Regions from separate parts of the Homo sapiens genome. Here region 1 is linked to region 2. The links are chromatin loops, found by intact Hi-C in ENCODE. Cell type or tissue: PC-9. All regions are shown on one strand. Each heading gives the region's core, and the rest is flanking DNA. Links, peaks and the distances in the headings are about the cores only. Region 1 overlaps KIF5B (kinesin family member 5B). Region 2 overlaps EPC1 (enhancer of polycomb 1).

Region 1 (2,822 bases), core at 14-2,513, 240 kb before region 2:
ATATAAAGCAGACCTAAATCAAGCAATACCTACCTTGTCATCAAGCTGTTTGTATAATTTAGCAATTTCTTCTTCACACTTTCTTCTTTCAGCATCAGTAAAATTTCCTATAACTCCAATTGCGGTTGCTGGTTTATCATTGGTAAGAGTAATATCTTTATCCACTGTGAAAGCTTCCAAGTTGGCTTTCTCTTTGTCAAACTGTTCATCAATAGGCACCGTCTCCCCTAAAATAAGAAAATAAAGTGGTTAATAAAAAAACGACGTCTAAAGCTAATTTCAATTTCATTCCTTTAAAAATTTTTTTTTTTTTTTTTGAGACAGAGTCTCAATCTGTCACCCTGGCTGGAGTGCAGTGGTGCAATCTAGGCTCACTGCAACCTCTGCCTCCAGGGTTCAAGCAATTCTACTGCCTCAAGACTCCTGATTAGCTGGGATTACAGGCGCTCAGCACCATGCCAGGCTAATTTTGGTGTTTTCAGTAGAGATGGGGTTTCAACATGTTGGCCAGGCTGGTCTCTAACTCCTGACCTCAAGTGATCTGCCCACCTTGGCCTCCCAAAGTGCTAGGATTACAGGCATGAGCCAGTGCACCCAGCCTCGTTCTTTCAAACTTTTTCTTCTCTGTGTTATTTTCAAATAATCTGTCTTCAAGTTCAGATTCTTCTGCTTAATTAATTCTACTACTGATGGTCTCTTGCATTTTGCTCATTTTATTTTTCAGCTCCAGGATTTCTATTAATTTTTTTAAAAATTATTTCGATGTCTATTAAATTTCTTGATCTAGTCACTTACTGATTTTGCTGAACTATTTCTACGTTTCTATGCTCTAAATCTGTATTTAACAAACTGAAGATGACAAATTCTTAAGTTATTACCATTACGCCATCTGTTGAGCTCATTTTCAAGCCACTGAATAGTGTTCCGCAGGATCTTATTTTTTTCTTTTTCTTTTTCATACTTCTTTTTCCACTGTTCTGCAGTTAACTCCACATTGACACAAACTGTGTTCTTAATTGTTTTGGCCCTAAGAGATGTAATTGGAGGAAAAAAAGGATGAGACTGAAATTATTTTTAATTTTATCTATATGGAATATATGTATATATGGCTAAGAAACTTATGCTTGTCCAGTAATCTCTTAGACTAAATACTAAAAGCCGCAACATATGACGTTATTTACAACTCAACTAAATTTGAGTCTGCTCCAAAATCTGTGAATAGCTTTAAAAAAAAAAAAATCAACAAACCACTAAAAATAAAAGACAAAGGCCTATATTTTTCCAATTTGTTTGCAAGGCTGAATTAAGAAATTACTGTTGAAAGTCAAAGACGGAATCATCATTACTGATTTTCCTAATCATCTCATACAGATTATATTAACCTGTCATGCATGTCTACAGGCTTAACAGAGGATTATGTTTGCCAGGCTTTGACCTCATTATTTGATTCAAATGCTTATTTTCTTTAATACCAAATTACAGCTTGTCACACAAATTTGACTAAAATTACATCTGACTTTAATGTGTACTAAAACTTAAACCAAGCAGTCTAAAAATCAGACCCACCTTGTATTATCTGTCATCAATTCAAACTGAGTGTGTCTAGCACAAAACAGTATGTACAGGTTGGAATAACAGCTCACATTTTCCTACATTTTATAAACAAAAGGTCTATCTAAATTTAGGTTTTGTACTTTCTTAACAACAAACCTTTGGCCAAATAAGAGTGTAGATTTTGTTTCAGACTCATTGTATGATGATGGAGAGCAGCAAATTACAATAGTGGTTCTACAGTTGCCACCTAATGAATCTTGAAGGATTCTTGTCATTTTACTATCTCGATATGGAACATATGTCTGCATACAAAAACAAAGAAAGAAAACAAGACCAGTATAATAAAATGTTATTATAAAATAAACTCCCAAAAGACAACTAACTTACACATACTGATTCAAACACATTGAATCTCAATCTCTCTTTCTCTCTCTCTCTCTCATACACACCCAGGCACACATATACACCTATATTTAAATAATGCCCCATAAGGTAACAGGGAGATAGAAGACATGTATACTCACACTACCCTCAGCCAAAGCAGAAATAACATTTCCAAGAGCAGAAAGTGACTTGTTGATGTTTTTAGCTTCATCCAGCACAGCACCTTCAGCTCCAGTTTTACTAACCTATACATAAGATTTCAAAAGAATGAAACAAAATTACAAGTTTATAATTTTCTTTACATTTTCTAAAATGTTCATATGTCATCAATAACCAGTAAAAAAGAAAAAAGAACATGAAAAGCTTCATGATCTTATTTGCCAAGCATACCACCATTTCTTGAGTACTACTCTTAAGAGTTTGATTAGAGAGACATCAAATTTTATCTGTAGTTTGTAGGTACTCTTGAAAATAACCAATTTAAATGTAAATTTGTAGTTCATTAATCTGTTAGTCCCCTTTGCTACATTAGAAAACAGGAACCTTCTAAAATTGGCTAATGCATAATGTTGATGTTGTAACTGTTAGAAAACAGAGACTGAGTTTTAAACACATTATATAAGCAAATCTGCTTCTTTTAAAAATATATAAAATATCTAAATATCTATGTTGTGGTGTTTTTTTTTTGGAGACTGAGTCTCACTCTGTCACCCAGGCTGGAGTGCAGTGGCTTGATCCCAGCTCACTGCAACCTCCGCTTCCCGGGTTCAACCAATTCTCCTGCCTCAGCCTCCCCAGTAGCTGGTATTACGGGCATGTGCCACCATGCCCAGCTAGTATCTATGTTAAAGATAGGTCAGAACAATAAATTAGCAATGTTGGCT
Region 2 (2,822 bases), core at 153-2,652:
TTGTAGTCATTAAAAAAATTTGCTCTATATGAAAGATTACAGTTGTTGGTTGGTTTATTGCTTTTTTTTAAAGAACTCATCCTTTAAGTTTAACAGGAAGAAAAGAGGCTCTAATGTTAAGGTTAATTAATTTTCCCCACCCAATTAACCCACCTGGAAAAAATCCAGTCAATAAGAACGGAGTTGTTTATGTTGATTTACTGTACAGAATGATGTCTGAGGAAAGACACTGTGTTATGCTACTTATGTTTGTCTATGGAGAGCTCAGTTCTAAAAAAAACAAACAAAAAAATGTTCATTTATTACCCCCCCAAAAAAGTGTGTGCAGTTTTTAAAAAGGAAACCTTTTTCTCTTTTTTGCCAATTAAAAAAAAAAAAAGCACATACAATCACAATACCTCTGATTTTAAAGGCGTCTTTAAGAAGCCTGTGATGTTTGAGTAAGAATTATTTTAAAACAAAAAAAGATTTATCATGCATCCCTGGCTACCAGGGAATCTATAAATCATGCACATTTCCTCAATCTAAAGTTTAATGTTTTCAAAATACTGTCACCTAATTTGTTGTTTAACTTCAGTTTGATAATTTAGTTAGAATATCACTTCAAGTTTTATACTTTTCACTTATATAACTCATGAAGAATCTTTCTTTATCCTCCAGGATATACTTTCTGCCTGGTACAACTAGAAAATTAGGTTAGGTACAAATTCTGCCATGTTTTGAATGGATCAGAAAATTGTGAAATAATATTCAAGAAAACCTAATAAGTTATTAGTATCTACACAGGTTCTTATACTTGAGTTGAACTAAGTTCTTGGGCTATAAGGGCAAAAAATGTTGGAAATTGGTTTTCTTATTTTCTGTGTGTGTTAAAATCTGTTTAGTTGATATCTTCCCTTTGATGAGCTCCTTTTCCTACTATGTTCGTAATTCACAAATCTGCAATCTGTAGAAAAGATTTTTATTGATAATAGAATGCTCCCTAAATATTGACATAAAAATAACTGTCAACATGATCATTTCCATATAAACAGAAATGTGTTATACCAAAACTTGAAGAAAATCTAAAAAAGTCAATGCTGCCCTCAAATAATTTCATAGTTAATATTTCTCATGTTTAAAAAAAATCCACGAAAATTATTTAAATGTAAGAATCCTTGACTCACTAGATACTTTTGCCAATATATTTGTGAGATTTACAGTTTAATTTCCTAAGTTTGAGTGTTTTGCCTAAGCCTTGGCTTTTCTAGTAGGGAATGCTCAGTAAATTTAAAAGCAAACAAACCATTTTTGGAAGGTCAGGTCATCACATATATAGAAAAACAATAATTTAGCATTCACTGAATGTCTATGTATTAAAGTCCATATATATGAAAGAAAGTATTCTTTTGTAGAACTTTGCTGGCGTGTGTGTTTAATTAAACATTTATCAATAGCTAATTAGAAATCAATGTGAATAAAGTCCAAATATTTTTGCCTTATTTAACATCTTAATCCTGAGTCTTTGAAGATCTTGTGAATTTCACTTCTTAACAACTGTTAACTTCTTCCTAATACAGACTTGGAAATAAAAATGCAATCAAGGCCAGGCGCGGTGGCGCACGCCTGTAATCCCAACACTTTGGGAGGCCGAGGTGGGTGGATCACGAGGTCAGGAGTTCGAGACCAGCCTGGGCAAGATGGTGAAACCCCGTCTCTATTAAAAATGCAAAAGTTGGCTGGGCGCGGTGGCTCACGCCTGTAATCCCAGCACTCTGGGAGGCCGAGGTGGGCAGATCATTAGGTCAGGAGATTGAGACCATCCTGGCTAACACAGTGAAACCCCATCTCTACCAAAAAAAAAAAACAAAAAAAAAATTAGCCGGGCGTGGTGGCACGTGCCTGTAGTCCCAGCTAGTTGGGAGGCTGAGGCAGGAGAATGGTGTGAACCCGGGAGGCGAAGCTTGCAGTGAGCCGAGATCGCGTCACTGCACTCCAGCCTGGATGACAGAGCAAGACTCCTTCTAAAAAAAAAAAAAGGAAAAAGCAAAAATTAGCTGGGTGTGGTAGTCCCAGCTACTCAGGGGGCTGAGGCAGGAGAATCGCTTGAACCCGGGAGGTGGAGGTTGCAGTTAGCTGATATCACACCATTGCACTCTAACCTGGGTGACAGAGTGAGACTCCGTCTCATAAAAAAAAAAAAATGCAATCAACATTTTAGATTACTATGTTAGCCTATTTGTTAGATATTGCTGTCTTCTACAGAGTCTAGTTATGAAATTTTTCCTGGACACTTTTGGCAAATAGTCTAGGAGAAATGCACAGAGCAACCCTTAAGCTGTAAGTGGTGGTAATAATAACTATGGTCTAGGGGCCAAAAGACCTTGACATTCTTAGTCCTCAGCTCTATCATAATTAGCTGAGTATTCCTGAGAAAGTAAATCTTTTGGGACTCTGTCTTCATCTAAAATGAGAAAGACAGGCTGGGCGCAGTGGCATACGCCTGTAATCCCAGCACTTTGTGATGCCGAGGCAGGTTGATCACCGGAGGTCAGGAATTTGAGACCACCCTGACCAACATGGTGAAACCCCGTCTCTACCAAAAATACAAAAACTTAGCCAGGCGTGGTGGCACATGCCTGTAATCCCAGCTACTCGGGAGGCTGAGGCACGAGAATCGCTCGAATCCAGGAGGCAGAGGTTGCAGTGAGCCGAGACCGCACCACTGCACTCTGGCCTGGGCCACAGAGCAAGACTTCATCTTAAAAATAAATACATAAATAAATAAAATGAGAATGAGATTAAATTAGGTGATCATTAAGGTCCTCTTCAGCTATGAGATG

Evidence for each region. A loop is a pair of places that touch in the nucleus more often than their neighbours do. Peaks named below come from ENCODE experiments on the same cell type or tissue, not always from the same donor. Only the 100,000 strongest peaks of a DNase experiment are listed, where the experiment ranks them.
Region 1: it touches region 2 in a loop (4-fold over the local background); 5 of 110 quality-filtered maps call a loop at or near these places.

Annotation. Positions count from the first base shown.
Region 1 is chr10:32,033,812-32,036,633 of GRCh38, forward strand. It overlaps KIF5B (kinesin family member 5B), which reads right to left. Exons shown (of 26, transcript NM_004521.3): 9 at 2,079-2,183; 10 at 1,711-1,856; 11 at 879-1,027; 12 at 34-227. Among named protein-coding and RNA genes, the nearest start is that of KIF5B, 21 kb to the right of the region's middle. In PC-9, for the core only: no CTCF peak of the experiment used is centred there; no DNase peak of the experiment used is centred there.
Region 2 is chr10:32,273,769-32,276,590 of GRCh38, forward strand. All of the region lies in intron 10 of EPC1 (enhancer of polycomb 1), which reads right to left. Among named protein-coding and RNA genes, the nearest start is that of EPC1, 72 kb to the right of the region's middle. In PC-9, for the core only: no CTCF peak of the experiment used is centred there; no DNase peak of the experiment used is centred there; H3K27ac peaks cover 339 bases.